Regions from separate parts of the Homo sapiens genome. Here region 1 is linked to region 2. A link is a loop called in an ENCODE intact Hi-C map of the cell type or tissue named here. Cell type or tissue: dorsolateral prefrontal cortex. All regions are shown on one strand. Links, peaks and the distances in the headings refer to the core of each region. The heading gives the core; the rest is flanking DNA.

The links. Hi-C counts contacts between places; a loop is a spot of excess contacts. Peaks named below come from ENCODE experiments on the same cell type or tissue, not always from the same donor. Only the 100,000 strongest peaks of a DNase experiment are listed, where the experiment ranks them.
Region 1: it touches region 2 in a loop (2.3-fold over the local background); 2 of 110 quality-filtered maps call a loop at or near these places.

The regions. Positions count from the first base shown.
Region 1 is chr6:114,110,859-114,119,248 of GRCh38, forward strand. The region is part of intron 3 of HS3ST5 (heparan sulfate-glucosamine 3-sulfotransferase 5); the gene reads right to left. It overlaps HDAC2-AS2 (HDAC2 and HS3ST5 antisense RNA 2), which reads left to right. Exons shown (of 10, transcript NR_125845.1): 6 at 5,260-5,322. Among named protein-coding and RNA genes, the nearest start is that of HDAC2, 140 kb to the left of the region's middle. In dorsolateral prefrontal cortex, for the core only: no CTCF peak of the experiment used is centred there; no DNase peak of the experiment used is centred there.
Region 2 is chr6:114,281,301-114,289,690 of GRCh38, forward strand. The region is part of intron 1 of HS3ST5 (heparan sulfate-glucosamine 3-sulfotransferase 5); the gene reads right to left. The region is part of intron 9 of HDAC2-AS2 (HDAC2 and HS3ST5 antisense RNA 2); the gene reads left to right. Among named protein-coding and RNA genes, the nearest start is that of HS3ST5, 58 kb to the right of the region's middle. RefSeq lists an enhancer at 840-1,341. In dorsolateral prefrontal cortex, for the core only: no CTCF peak of the experiment used is centred there; no DNase peak of the experiment used is centred there; H3K4me3 peaks cover 1,946 bases; H3K27ac peaks cover 5,517 bases.

The DNA.
Region 1 (8,390 bases), core at 71-8,070, 170 kb before region 2:
GTGTACTATTTTCTAACAATTAAACAACCAAATTTCATTCTCTTCAAAAAGCATAGGGCAATTTCCTATTTTCTAAGAATATCACTGTGAAAATTACATTTAATTAATTCTTGACCTTGGAATACATCATGCACCATTTAATCTATCCTCTAGTTTTATTTGGATTTCATATCCAACTCATATTCACCCCCAAAGTATAGAGAATATGCAAACCTGACCTCTTATTTTTAGTAAACTATCGTTTTTTACTGCTTTGGAAAAAAGTATATGCATGGGCCTGGAAGAAAATGTTATTTTAATAATCTGACATAGAAACTATAAACTTCTCAGTCCATTTTGTACTGGTTTCAATGGAGCATAACTAATTCAATGCTTTCTGGGCATAGTACACTAGAGAGAAATCTTTCAATGAACAGTGCAATGAGATGGCACATATTTGTATTGCAAAATACATCTTGAAACAGTTTTAAGTTCAAAATAGGAACATCCTTAGCAAATTAAATGCTAAATGTTCCCTAGGTGCCATAAAGACATCACAGATAACTCTACCACACTTTAGTGGAAACATTTGCATATCATTTTCTAAGCCATTTAGTAGTCCCCAAACAGAATGTCCTATCTTCCTCACACAGAGCATGGGTCTCCTGCCTAGGTCTTTTGGCCTCTGCCTCCCTGGGTGACAGAACTCCCTCTCTATGCACTGCACTCCCTACTTCTCACATAACTAGTGCTGGGGAATAACTTCCTCTCCATAGAGGTCTAGGGGCCAGAAACAGAATGTGAAGCTGGGTTTACTTTTCAGGAATCAATAAACTGTGCATATTCTATTAAAAAATAAGCACCCTAGAACCTTACCATAACCTTGGGGCCAATGCTAGGTATTTGACTTATTTTAGAGGAAAATGACTTGTTACTCATTTTCTTGGGTTTTTCAGTTTCAAAACTCATAAAACCTTGCCATCTCCAACAACTTTACATCTCTGAAATCCTATTTTGAAACCTCCTGCCTCAACCGTCACGTCCTATTCATCCAGTTCACTGATTCCAGTACTCCACTCCAGAAATTTTCTGACCTCCTTGAGACCCATCACTCCTTTACATGACTAGTGTGTTTCCTCCTTGCCGTCCTTCTCATAACCTCACTTTCTCCTTGGCTTGGAGTCCATGGTTCCGCTGTATAATTATCCCTCATAAACACTGTCACTCTTTTCCATTCTCTTCATTTGGCAAAACCTCAACCATGGTGAGCTGGGCAGAATAATGGCTACCTAAAGATGCCACGAGCTAATCCCTGGATGTGTGAATATGTCAGATTATATGGCGAAGGGGAATTAAAGTTGCAGATGGAATGAAGGTTGGTAATAGCTGGCATTGAGATGGAGAGATTGTCCTGCATTATCCAGGTGGGCCCAGTGTAATCTCATGGGAGGCAGAGGAGGGAGAAGCAGAGGTATGGCAGCCATTGCTGGCATTGAAGATGCAAGGGATCAACAAAGCCAAGAGATGAGCTCCAGAAGCTGGAAAAGGCAAAGAAATGGATTCTTCCTTAGTGCCTCCAGAAGGAATGCAGCCCTGCTGACTTCTTGAATTTAGCCCAGTAATATCCAGTTTGGACTTCTGACCTGTAGCAAGGTAATCAATTTGTGTTCCCTAAGCCACTAAGTCTGAGTATGTTATAAAAGCAATAGAAAACTAATGCCCACGGTTAAATTCAACTATCTACTTACTCTCTGCCAGCATCTACAGAGTTGATTATTGCAAAAAGCATACCACCATGCTAGTTGACCTCACTTTAAATATGGCTACATGTCAAAATTGGCCTCTTGACTTTTCCAGACTATCTTACCACACTTCTCCTTCTCCTCCAAGATAATTATTTTACAACTTTTCTTTCCTCAAATCTCCATCACTGCCTTTCCTCAATTAACTCTTAGCTTATGCTTCTTACTTTACCGAAAAAACAATGATAAATAATTGGAAAATACCACATGTTCCTGCCATTTTCCTAATGTTTCTATTGGTGCACAGGTGTTCTGTCTTCCACATGTTATAGTAGTAGATGAACTGTCCATGAGCCAATTGAAAGCCCATCTCTTCCATTGAGTCCTGGATCCCACCCCTCTTGACATCTCAGGGGCCTCCCTAATGGCAGTAACACTTAGTAGCTCAGGCAAAATATGCTGAAGTCTTAATTCCACTTTCCCCCTCAAATGCCATATCCAAAGGCACTGGTAATTCCTGTTGTCTCTACACCATAGATGCCCTGAGTCCAGTTACTTCTGTCATCTAGAGATGAGACTGCTACAGCTTGGTCCAGTTCTTCTTCATCTCTCACCTGGATGGATGCAATAACCTTTCTATCTTCACTCTCCACTGTTCTATGGCCTTAGTAATTTTTTCTAAAGTGTAGATTAAACTATTTCTTCACCCATAATCTTCAAAATTATCTCCACTGCAACCAGTAAAAAATCTAAACTCTAGCATGCGCTACGAAAATATATGTAACTGGACACCTGTTTACTCCAGCCTTATTACAACTTTTCCCTTCATTTACTCCAGTCACACTGGCCCCCTTTCTCTCCCTCACATTAAACAGGCTTGTTTCCACCCAGGAGAGTTGTATTTGCTATTCCTTCTGCTTGGAATGATCTTCCTCTCCTTCAATGGATGGCTGCCTTCTTTCCATTGATGTTTCAATTCGAGTGTCACCTCTTCTAAGAAGACTTCATTAATGCTAGCCAAGCAAGCCTAAAGTTGATCTATTAAATTACTCATAGCGTATATCAGTATCCAAACTCTCACTGATCCATTAGCTAAAACACCATCCATTTATTATCTGCCTGCCCCCACCAGAATGCCTGGCATATAGTGTTTCAATAATTTTTTTAATGACTACTCTTACGCTAGTCTATAAGTTAACACTCCAGAGTTAACTTGGTTGAAGAAAGATTTGGGCAAGATAACTGTCAAAGTCTTTTTTTTTTATGTGATCATTTACTTGTCCTTGGAAGTAGTATGAAAGTAGGATGCCTGTGTATCATTACATTGTTATCATTAGAAATCAGGCTGGCCAGCTGCAGTACCTACCCATCTTTCTTTGTTTCTACTTTGATTCTGTGACAGGATTAGTGACAGTGATAATTACCTCAAATGAATAGTTTATACCTAACTGAGAGTGCTTATATTTTAATTTTTGTTCTGCCATTACAATGACAAGTTGTGGGCTTTCTCTGCATTTGTTACACATGCATTGCTTTGGTTTCTGAGACTAAAATGGAATAACCTGGGTGGTGGAAACAATTTATAGTTCTTTAAACCACTATAGTGCCAAACATGTAGCAGGTTCTCTATGACTAGTTTGACTCACTGATGTATTTTCTATGGAGTCACAAATATTTCTTGCCTCACTGAGGCCTTCCTTTCCTCCATGCCTAGCAATGCACTCACCTTCTACTTTATCCATTGTGCTGTTACTTTTAAGTGTTAGCAGTAAGTGGAGGAATAATCCCTCCCATTTCTGATTTACAGAATAGGATGTTACTAAAGTTTTCTTGATGGTAATGACATAAGAACTCTCAGAACTTTTCAACAGAGTCTTAGCTACTGAAGATCCAATAGGATCATATAATTATGTGATCTCTTACAGCATGATTTGCAAAAACAGGAATGCTGGGAGGCCTCAGTCATTGGCAATATAGAGTCACACATTTTTCCTACTTACAAAACTGCTCTTTAAAATCTGATTATGTGCAGATATTAGGTCTATTTTGTTATTATTACACATATGTTTTTATGATTGGCACAATATTTATGTTTTGATTTTTCCTTTCTTGACTAAATTAATCATAGTATAATATCTAAATGAAGCAATATATATTACTTAGAGGACAAAAATATTTAAAGAAAATGCTGCAGTTGAAACTGCAAGTTACTTTTTAAAAAAATCGTATTGATCAGTTGCTTTGCTGTAATTTAGACTCAGTCATAGGAAAATGCACTCTTTTTGTGTTAAAAGGTTATGTGAACACAAAGGTTATGTGATTTCATTAATTCACTCAGCAAATCACCTTTGATATTATCTTCATAAGCTTTATAAATGCAAGGACAGTGTTCATATGGTTCAGTATTTTTTCTGCAGCGACCAGAGTCCTGGTCCCGAAATCAAGTGCATAAATGCTATGTACAATGTGGAATCTCAGTAATTCCCAGTTGGCAAATTATGAGGATAATAATAAAACCTATATGAGGATATATTTTATTTTTTATGCCATCCCATATATTTCTGTCTCACATGAAAAAGGCATGAAAGTAACACATGAATTTTAGAGTGGTTGATGGTGGTTGAAGGGTATGTTCATTTTCCTGAAGATAATTTTTTTTAATTCTGATTTTCTAAGAAAACTATAAAAGTCTCTCATAGACACATTTACAAACAAGAAACAATGGCATTTAGTTGAATTTTGGGGAATAAGTTTTTGCAGCAAGTATGTCTAGCATGAAGTTAGCAGTCTCAGAACCTTTTGGCTAAATTACATGAGTCTCTTTCTCTTAAAAAGCTAACCAAGTCTCTGTTAGCTTGGTCTAGTCCTGCTATAAAGAAAAGAATAATGTCACATATCTGTCCTATCATTATAACAATGACATAGTGTTAACCTCTTATGGAAGGGGAAAGAAGCATAGATGCCAGATTGAATCCCACTGGCCCGAAAATCTTGCTCTTTCCCTTATACACAATCCCTCCACAAATGCAAAAAACATGGCTAACTTGCTGTGATCCTTCCCCACATTATTTCAAATGTCCAGAAAGACACTAAATAAAATCAGAAGTTGAACTATTTGAAGGAAGTTCTCTTTCTTTTTATTTTTTGTTTGAAATCCTGTTTAGCATCCAAGCAGGCTTCTATGATTGACGGTGGTAAATGACAGATAGAGTTCAATACAGTTCTGTGGTGAAGGGTAAGTATTTTAGTGTCTCTGTGGCCTGATCCAAAGGCTATTCCTAGCAGTTTGTCATTTAGTACAGAGAAGGTTAGTGAGGTCATGTTGATATATGATCTTTTATGCCCTGAACTTATCACTGCAGTTGAACTGGCCCTATAATTCTCATTAACAATGAGCAGTTATTTTTTGATACTAAAGCATAAAATAAAACAATTTTTTTTGCTCTATTCTCCAAACTACAATATAAAGAAAAGGCACTGCTTGAAGTTTAAAGTATTCCACCAGAGAAATTTAGGGTATCTTTATTTTTACCCACAGGAGTAAAAAGACTTTGGCGTTCTCAGAAGAAAACCAAATGAGATCACACGAATGAGACTGCTGGTAAGAACTGTCTAAATGTTAACATCACCATGATAAATATCTGTTTTTAATGGAGAATGAGATTACCTTTAAAGATATTCTAGCATCTCAGCATATATTCCAAAAGGAATACAATTCTCTAAAGGAAAAAAATGCCAAAGAGATGGGAAGGCAATGTGGGATGGGAGAAAGAAATGCCAGCCTAAGAATTAGGAGACCCCAGTTCTAGTTTGCCTAGGTTATGGGCTAAATGATGTGCAGCAAAGACCATAACCTCTCTTTACCTGGTCTTTTCTTGCTTGGATTTTACTAACAGCCTGAAGTGTTTTTGAGTCAGCTGACAAACTTACTAGGTCTCCAAATCCATTTACCCCACAGACCTTTCTATTTTTATAAGTTTCAGCAGTATCTCCAAGAGCATTAAGAATAAAGTTAAATTTCTTAGCAGGCCATAGATATCTTTCAAGGTTTAACCCTTGCTTACCTTTTACTTTGCCCTTCGCCTTCCACTTCCCACCTCCTTCCCCATCCTCTTGCCATCCAGAACTAATGGAACTTCTGCCCTAACAGCTAGATCTCCATTTTCCCCCACCACTGACCTAACTCTTACTTAATGAGTTTAAGTAATGGCTTACTTCACCTTAATTGCTGCCCTTCCTTTTGGGTTTGGTGCCATCCTTTGTTACATTTTAGCACTTACTGTATTATAATAATCTGTTTACTTATTTGTTCTCCCCCTCCCTTCATCCATTAGACTAACGCTTCTTGGCAAAGGGTAGTAACTGAATAATGAATGCATGAAAATCAACTCTCCTTATTCCTATTATTATAGGGGAAGGGGAGATGGAAGTTGAGTCATTGGCTAATATCATCATCAAGAAATCAAGTCATCATTTTTACCAGGAATTCAAAATTCCTCCCCCTCCCCATTCCGGCTGAATCCTCTGGTGGAAAATAACTAATTAATTAACTGAATTAATTTTAATTCATTAGAATACTAAAATTAATGTTGAAGAAATAGCTCATTCCTTTTACTTTCTAGGCAAAATATCTTGAATTTGACTGCAAATAATAAGTTCCTTTGGGCTAATTTTTCATTCAACCCTGTCTTGGCTCCATGTGATCATGGTTTATATCTGGGCATCACTTATCTCTGCTAGAAAACACAGAGGTAGCCTGGAATAATGGAACAAAATATTTCTCCACGCAAAATCAGAAAATATGGGTTTGAATTTGTCATTTCTTAGTGTGGTGACATTGGGCAACATATGGAATCTTTTGAACCTCAGTCTTCTCTTCTGTAAATTAGGGTAATACCCAGCTTACAAAGTTATGGCAAGTCTCAGGTAAAATGATCCATGATGTGAAAGCACTTCAAAAGAGTTAAATGCTAAACAAGTATGCTATTACTCTAACCCTAAACCCAAACTGTCAGTATTGTTTATAAATTGGCCATCCAATCTAACTTCTTCCTAGAGATACTATACCAGGCAAAAAAGACCAATTTGAATTTTATCTCCTCTGCCAAGTAAAAAGAAACCAGAAAAATGCCTAAAGGAGGAAGATCAGTGCATCAAGCAGGCCAGATATAATCCACAACGTAGATTACTGACTTAGGCTAATTGGGAATTCAGAAATAGACATCTCTGCCCTGTATAACTACCCCTTCCCTCAAATATTCACTCCCTATCCAGACATCTACCTCTAGGAGTGGCACTGTGGGCAACGTAGGGAATTCAGAGTGCAACAAATGTCTCTATAGTGTCTCATATTCTGAAAATGCCTTTGCAATCAATTCTATATATTATGCTTCACAAGGACCTAGAGAGGTATGTTAATATTATCCTTGGATCAGAAAAAGAAGACACCTAGCAATTAAGTGATTTGCCTCACATCATAAAGGGAATTAATGCCGACACCAACATTCAAAGAGGCCTTCTTTGCATAGCAAGGAGAACTCCTTTATTTCTCCAGTTGTAAATTATCCACATTATGACCAGATTTACCAGTCCTCAAGGCAGATGACCTTGAGGTACCATTGAGATTCTGAGGGGGCATGTATGGACATCTATACAATTATTGCCAGCTTAGCCACTTCCACATAAGTCACAGCTAGGTATAATTTTCAGCGGAAAAAAAATGGCATATAGAAAGGAGCCACTGATCTATATATAGTCAGGCAGGTAATACAAAGAAGAGACACAAGGGCAAATCTGTGTTTTGTCTTTAAGAGTCTGATGTTCTTTCTTGGAGACCAGTGATTCTCAAACACTTTATGTATTTCTTAAGGATGGGAGTTAACTGCATTATAAACAATCTATATATAAGAAAGCAATTATATGGGGTTATTACCATTATTTACCATTATCTTGACTACCTATTCTCATTTCTCTACTCAAGAATATATAGTGAACAAATAAAGTAAATTTGAAAGTTTAAAACATGGAAGTAAATATGAGCTCCCACAGGTGGGACAGGCCTCATGACCAAAATGAATTGATAGAAAGGTATATGTCTCAGTCATTAATCTCTTCACAAGATGTTTACAGTTCTTCTTTCTGACAGGTGGTAGGAGAGTATTTCTCCATCCCCTTTAGAAGACAGGAGTAGAATAGGACTATTCTGACCAATAAAACATGAGCAGAAATGGCACATGTTACCTCTAGGTGAGAGCTTTAACAGTTGGTGTGAAATGTGGGTCTCTTTCTCTCTGCCACCATGTCTGGTGTCTGGGAATGCTCCAGATAGTGGCTGTTCTGTTTGTCTGGTCCTGGACTAAGACCAAGAGGAACACAGGAGTACCCAAGCCATGATGGATATGTAGCATGAGAAAGAGAAAAACATATATTATAAACCACTTAGATTGCAGGGTTGTTTGTAATCAAAGCATAACATGTACTGTCCCTATGAGACAATTCACCTGATTCAAAAAGAACGAAGGCACTAAAGGAGTAAGAATAGCAAAGCATAAGAAGAGGCACACAGTGAATGGATGCCCACAAACCTAAAGGGAAAAGTAGAATGCAAAGTGCCTGAGGGACGATAAACAAGACAGTAGAGAAGTTATTTCATAGGGGTGAGTCAGCCAA
Region 2 (8,390 bases), core at 345-8,344:
AGTGTAGTTGTATAGTGTCAGATCTAATTCTTGGAATGATGGTTCTGTATAACACACTTTTGTCCTGATAGTTTTAAAGGTTGTCCTAAATGTAGTGAAAAGTTTCTTTAAAAGGTTACAAATGCTTTTTGGTAAGCTTTTACATAGCTTGACAACAATAAAATTCTTTTCTCCCTGGAGATGTAGACTTCGGATTCCTTGTTTTCCAAGCCTATTTTCCAATCACCTGTGGCCACATGGAAAACAGCTCACCACTACACTGATGTTAGGGATAGTGAGGAAGTGGGAAATCAAACTTGGAGAGAGAGGTAAGCTTTTAAACTCTGCTGTCAAGAAGAAAAAGAGGAAGTAGGACATATTGCTGCTACCCTCTTTTTTCCACCTTCCTTAGTCCAGGCATGGTGTGAAATCCCCAAGGGAACACCGCAATATGTTTTAGCTTTTCTCAGTCTGGCAAGGGCCCCAGGAACACACTGCATTGTTTATTTCAGATAAACCCTTTGCTGTATTCAATCCCCAGAAAACACGCATGACAATTAACATCCTTGCAGAAGACATTGGGAGACGGCAGGAAATTTCAAGTAGGAAGTGCACTCGAGGGGAAAAATAAGCACCTTTTACAAAAAAAGCAAGGTGCTGATGAGTCTTGGCATTTGGATGAATCAAAAACAACTGGGATTTTTGAACACTTTAAAGCAGCGAGTTGAGGTAGGCGTTTCAATTTGCTATGGAAAAGAAAGTATATACTGAAATAATCTTTAAATAAAACTCAGAAACTGTATGTGTATGTATGAGTTTATGGGTATGTATAATAAATGTATATAATATTTGGAAACCTGTAAGTATCTTATGTGGAGAGACTAAGCGAAGAAACATTCTTTCTAAAATGAATCACATATTAACATAAAAAATCCCATTTTTCTTGTTTACTTTGAAGGCTACCTCTCAAAAATGTAACATGCAGCCGCTGGCATCTTTGCATCTTTGAACTCACTATTCCTTTTTCAAGCAGTCTGAGTTGAATCCTGCATTCTTGCCATATGCCAAGGGTTAGACCATTAATATGTAAAAGAAGCTGGTATCCAGAGAATTGACTTTATAATTGGAGAACGCCAAAATAAACCTAACACTTCTCAAACAATGCTACCCCACAGCATCCCCGTTCTCTTAGGCTATTAGGCCATGTCCAATTTTCTCGGTCTGTCGGAGGATACAGCTGCCTCCATGTGCCAGCGAAGCTTTAATTACGGTGACTTTTCCTCCCCCTGGAAAGCCTCTTCCTGTGGTTTGAAAGTTTGAATTATTCAAGCCCATGTTAATACACTGTATTGAATGCTCTGTTTGGCCCACTGAGGTGCACTTGGAACTGTTCTTTTTCCACAAATTTGATTTCTCTGTCTCCCTTTTTCCTCCTCCTATCCTTTCTCCCTCCCCTTTCTTCCATTATTAAAGGCAGGAACCAAGGACCACTTTGGTAAGCTTTTACATAGCTAGACAACAATAAATCATGGATTTTAGTGTAGCTAATTTCTTACAGAAAGTATGTGAAGTCACATGCAAAATAATCTCTCAACTAAAGTTTCTCACGTAGAAAAAAGCTTTTTTCCCTAAACAGTTTTTTTACTAGAAGTGACATAATTTATATACTTTGGTAGTCAGAGTTCCAGGACTTCTAAACATTTTTCTTTCAAATCCAAGCTATAAATTTGGTTTGACTCCTAATATAGAATCAATAAGAGAATTCTTGATATTTTTTGTTGAAGCTACAGGGAGAGAAAGACAGTAGAGAGGGCAGGAAAAAATAAAAGAATACCATTTTTTAATTTTAAAATTATTTTTAAATTTTTAGTTGAATGAATGCTGTTTAAATACCAAAGTCTAGATTTCAGTCTTTGATTAGGTTTTTCATCATTTGCTTAAAATACCAACCTTGGTTTTCCTTTATTCTAATTTTTTAGGTTTTGAGCTGTCATTATGATTTATTTATAACCAAAATCACCATCAAGATGATATATATCATTGCACTGACAGTAATCATAACTTCTAAGCTTGGTTTGTCATTAATAACCTGTAAGACCTCTTGGCAGCTTAGTAACAATATAAATGCTATCAAGACTACAAAAATCACATAGGATTATATTCAGCAAAGTTTATTTTCAAAATTATAAAGTAATATAAATTAACATATTTTTGCTATTATTATTTTTTCATGTCATAAAATAAACATCATCTTTAGTTTACATTCCAATTCACTCAGTTAAATAAAAATGTTTTGGAAGTTTTTCTCCAATGTTTGCTTACAAAAATAAGTTACCAAGTTCACAATGCAGACAGTCAAATTATCTTCCATTCCTACACAGTGAATCTGTTCTTTTAGGAAAAAAGAAAACGACAGGGAAGAAAAATATGTTCCTTGAAAATTCCTAATGAGATGTGCAATTCTTCTAGTTAATAAACAGAGCATTTGTGAAATTTATTGCCTGTGCTGAGAAATACTATTAGAAACTGATTCAGGATATCAAAAAAATGATACATTTGCAAAAAGAACCCCAAATCTTTTTCAGAAGCAGGTGGATTATTTAGGCAGGAAATACAGAGAGGAAGAACTTATTAGAAATAACATTGCATATATCTGAGGCAGGAAAAACTGATGAGGGAGTCACCCAATTTTATCAGACAGAGTTTATCTCCATTCCACGTAGGTCTAGTCACTGGATGTTAATTATATGTGTGCCTTGTAATTGATCAGGAATCTAATCTTAAATGTTCAACATTAAGGAAAAAAGGAAATACACCTTCCTTTAAAGATGATAAAATGATTATATACTCATATGCCCTTACTCAGAAAATGCTTGGCCCACCTTATAGGGGAACTTAAAAGCCATTAAAGTATTTTAAAGTTTAATACTAAGTCTATTTTGGCTTCATTTTTCACATTAAAAATCCATTCTTCATTCACAAACCCATTCACAATGTACAAACCCAAAGGCTTTCATATCGAGACATTATTTTACCAAGAATGTATTTTTGTGCTAGTTGGAGAGTTGTTACAGTCATCTATTTTTTTAAACTTTTTTTGTGTGAGTTCCTTTTCATGGTGAGAAACTAGTTATGAAATCTTTTATTCTCAAGTAATTGTGCTGAAGGTTGAGAAGCTTGTCTCAGCCACAAGATCTAGCCTTAGTCACAACTTGGCACAGAAAACCTTATGACCACTCTCTACTATGCATTGCCTCAACCACAACCCAAGGGGAATGGAATCTTCCACCTCCTAAAATTTGGATCTATGACCATGGAACCCAGGGAAAAGAAGAGCTAAATCCTTCTTTAATATTAGTGTTACAAATATTTATATTGTTTTCCATAATAAGCGGCATAAAGTAAAATTACAACATGAGTTTACAGTCATAATAGTTATATTGTAGAGGTAAAAAGTGAATCTCCAAGCTGCTCCTTATAACACACACATGCACACCACACACACTCATATATATGTGAATATATACATATAGATCAGAGTAGAACAGTACTAAATCTGAGAAGAAAATTATTAAACTTAATAAAATTAAATCAGGAGAAAAAAGACTGAGAAAATATCCATCACACTAAAATCTGGATTGATCTTCAGCTCATTTGTCTATATAATATGACCCATTATCTAAGGGGCTAGGATATTCTATTTGTACGCTATTTTCAAGCAAATGCCATTTTTACAAACTAAAATAGATTAGCTAGTAAATATCTGAATGCTGAATCTTACTGCTAGGCATTTATCCAAAAGAATTGAAATCAGGATCTTGAAGAATATTAGCATTGGATGTTCACTGCAGCATTATCACAATAGCCAAAATGTGGAAATTACCTAAACTGTCGTCAACAAATGAATGTATTAAAAATGTGGTATATGCATGTTTTCACTTATAAGTGGGAGCTGAATGATGAGAACACATGGACACACAGAAGGGAGCAACATACACTGGGGCCTATTGGAGGATGGAGGGTGGGAGGAGGGAGAGGATCAGAAAAATAACTAATGGGCAGTAAGCTTGCTACCTGGGTGACAAAATAATCTATACAACACACCCCTATGAAACAAGTTTACCTATATAACAAATCTGCACATGTACCCTTGAACTTAAAAGTTAAATTTAAATAAATGTGGTGTATACGTCCAGTGAAATACTATGCAGCCTTAAAAATGAAGAAAATTTCTGCCATATGTGTCAACATGAATGAACCTTGAAGACATTGTGCTAAGTGAAATTAGCCAATCACAGAAAGATAAATACTGCATGATTCCACTCATATGAGGTATATAAAATGGTCAAATTCCACAGCGAGGGGAACAACACACACTTGGGCCTGTCAGGGTGGGGAGGGCGGTGGGAGGAAGAGCATCAGGATAAATAGCTATGCATGGAGGGCTTAATACCTAGGTGATGGGTTGATAGGTGCAGCAAACCACATGTTTACCTATGTAACAAACTTGCACATCCTGCACATGTATCCTGGAACTTAAAATAAAATAAAATTTAAAAAAATTATAGTACATTTAATTATGAACCTTCATGAAGCCATCGCAAATAGTGGTGAAGTCAATTGCTAATGACTTGGAAAGACATCACTAAATGAACAAAATAGGTTCCAAAATGCCACATGCAGTCTGATCCCATTTATTAAAAAAAATCGAAATATACACGTATGGAAAGATAATGAAAAGATATATGCAAAAACTGTCTAATGCCATAATCTCTAGAGGTTGGATAACAAGTGATACTTACTCCTTTCCCGGTGTCTACTTTTCAATAAAATTTCCATAATTAACATGTAATGCTGTTTTTGATAAGAAAATAAGAAAAGTATTTTTAAGAAAAAAATTAATAAAATGGTCAAATTCATATACTCTGGAATGGTGATTATCAAAAAATTATCCATTTTATCAAAAAATTAATAAATTTAATAAAATGGTCAAATTCATATACTCTGGAATGGTGATTATCAGCGGCTGAGGGGAGGAAAAAATGGGAAATTGCTAATCAATGGGCATAAAGTTTTAGTCCAGCAAGATCAATAAGTTGTAGAGATGTGCTTTCAGCATTATGCTTAGTCAACAATAATGCATTGTACATTTAAAAATTTGTTAAAAGGGTAGATCTCATGTTAAGTGTTCTTGCCAATATAAAATTTAAAAACGATTTAAATGGTTATTAGCCACATATATCATATTATATTGATTAATTTGCTTAACAAATTAAAAAGAGAAAGTAAGTATGTTTATGTTGTACCACAAAGAACCTTGTTTTTCTTTCCAATTAAATGTATAAGAAAATTGTTAAAATCTATCCTTCCCTTTTACAAACTAGCATTGAATTACCAGTGACTTATTAAATTTTTTTCCCTCAAGCATACAATTTTGCTTTTCTCATTTTCTTGTGGTTCATTTTACATTAGAACGAAATAAGTAATTAATTTTAAAAAGAAACCTATGAAGTTACAACAAATGATAAAAGTCTGTCTTAATATTTATCATGAATAATATTTTAAGAAAAAAACAACTCGCATTTTTGTCTGCTAATCTTACTTTTGTGGAGCTGTTCAGATGTTAGTAACTTAGTAACATTCCAATTTTAATGCATTAAGAAGAAAGGTAAAAATGAAATAAAAATTAGAATGGTACAGAGTAGTTTCTCTTTAGATGTTAAAGATAACTGAAGTTGTGCTTGAAGGTGTCTTGTATAAATTAGTGTACTCGCCTTTTTTCTTCTTATTTGAATAACATAACCTTTATTCAAGTGCATTTTAGACAATTTAGAAAATACAGACAATTATAAATAAGAAAATAAAAATCACTTTTAAGGTAATTATCCAAAGATAAGTACTATTAATATTATGCATTCATGGCAGTAATATAATTTTAATAACATTGAGCACTTACTCTGTACCAGTCACTCTCCTAATTATTTATATATATTTAATCATTAGTTTACAAACCCTATCATTGTCTCCATTTCGCAAATGAGGAAATTAGGGCCCAGAAATGTTTAGTAGCTTGCTTAGGGTCAAGGATCACATCTCCAGTAAGTGGAAAAACTGGGATTTAAAACTGGGCTCTTTGAACTACACCAGAGATTGTGCTGGAGACATAACCACAACTGTACCACATGAAGTCTTTTTCTGTGTGTAAAACATAAAAGGGCTATAATTTATAATGTACATACTGTTTTATAACCTGTTGTTTAATCCATGTAACATATTACAAATATCTTCTGACATTGTTAAATAATCTCTTATCACAGAAGGTGAAAAAGAAGCATTTTGACTTGCTAGAAATCTTGTGGTATGGCTGTTTCTGGCACGGGATGATTCAAGAAGCCTGAAACAAAGAACACTCTCTATTTTCTGACATGTATTCAAATCAAACAAACATCACCCTCTTTAGGCAAACAAGTTACCATAGCAGAACCGACCAATGGTCTGATCATTCCAATATCCTATTTCTGAAATTGTCCAATGCTGGCTATTTTAGCAGAAGACATAAAATCCCCCATAAAGTGCCTAATTGTGTGATACACTGTAGTAAGATGAGAATGTCCCCTTTGTCCAGCATCTTATCTTCTACCACCTAGAAACTTAAGAGGGAATCGTCCTTGAAATTTTATCTTACTGAAACTAGCAATGTGTGAAGATGTTATTTTACCACACACATATCCACTCGCATATACGCTAAAAGTGTAAAGAAATGAGTTTTATTCCTGTGTAGCTTAAGAAAGTCAGGAATTACTATAGCTATCTCTATCAATGTATAATACATAGAATATACATGCATAATTAATCCATTAGGACTATGCAAAAATATTTGTTAAGTAATGTAAAGCAGCAGTGTGATCAACAGGTAAACAGCATTTGATAGAGTAATCTTTTCCTCCATTAATAGTGTATCATAAAATACACTCTTTAGGAGAGATAACCAAAGGGCAATTATTGAATGGCAAAATTCACTGGGTAAGTTTCTACACAGTGCAAATCAGAAAATCAATGCAATGGTACATTTTATTTTATGAACTGCGATTATATTATATTTGGATTTTCATGTGGTTCTAAAAATATCACTAGTATATTGGCATGCTAGCCAGGCAGACAGCAACATTTTAAAGAGGGCTCCAAAAAATAAATTATTTGCTATCTTTCCTTTTTCTAATGAAAAAGGACATAAGAACATAAGAGACTTGTACCTTCCACTTACTGTCTCTTGGAATCCTTGCTCTTGGAGCTCTGAGCTGCTGTGCATAGGCAGCAGACAGAGAGTCATGTAGATATAGATGTATGATACCAGATCCATGAGCTTTGTGAGGTACTTGACCAATCTGACTACTAAAGGTTTCATGAAGAAGGCATTTATGCTATCTCTATACTGACTCTTTTCCAAAATTTCTCACCTGCTTGCCTTTGTTGCCATTCCCAGAAATGATTAGATGTTAGATATAGTCTGTGCCTAAGAATCGAATAAAAGTAATTCAGTCCAATAGTTATGAGGACCATTGCCTCATAACCTTGGGACTTTTTCCTGACCTAATCAGCTGCTAAGTACTCATCTCTGCTTCCCACAATAGCACAGATCTGTAGCTCCCGAAGAACACAGCTGTGCTTTATGAACTTTGTATTTGGAAAGCCTCACATGGTTCCTGGGACAGAGAACATTTTCAACACATTCTTATTGGAACAGTGCCTGACACATAGTAGGCCCTTGATGAATGCTGACTGATGGAATATTTGAATGGATGAGTGAATATATTTAACCATTTACTGCATTTTTCTAATGTTATCCTTTACATTTCCATCTAGAATATACATATTTTAAAATCTATTTCATAGAAGATATCATAATACAACATTGTAGTTTTACACCAAAAATACACCCACTAAAGACAATTCAGTCACAGCTAAAAAAATAATACACATTGGATACTGATCAGTACTATTTATAAATTTTTCCTTGGGTAGGAAAAATGATGCTGCAACTGCTTCCAAATCAGCAACGTGTACAGTTGGTTCATCCAAGAAACATGAAAATATTATATGTTCTACAAGAACAAATAACTGGATTTTAAAAAAATTCAAGACATAAAATTTAAAGACATCCCACCAATTATCTTCCTCCTCATTATTTTTAAATGGCCCCAGTCAGTGAGCAAGCATTTATAGAATTAATTCACCAAATATTCTCAACTTCTTCCAGCGTATCTGGGAGGCTGAGGAGAAGTCATTCCAAGAGGTTGGTTTCCTTGTAAATCACAGATGATAAAACCTTCAGTCAATCATAACTTGTGTTTTAGTTTGTTTCAGCTAAAGGACATTAATACTTGTTATCTATCTCCTCAGGAAGACTGTAA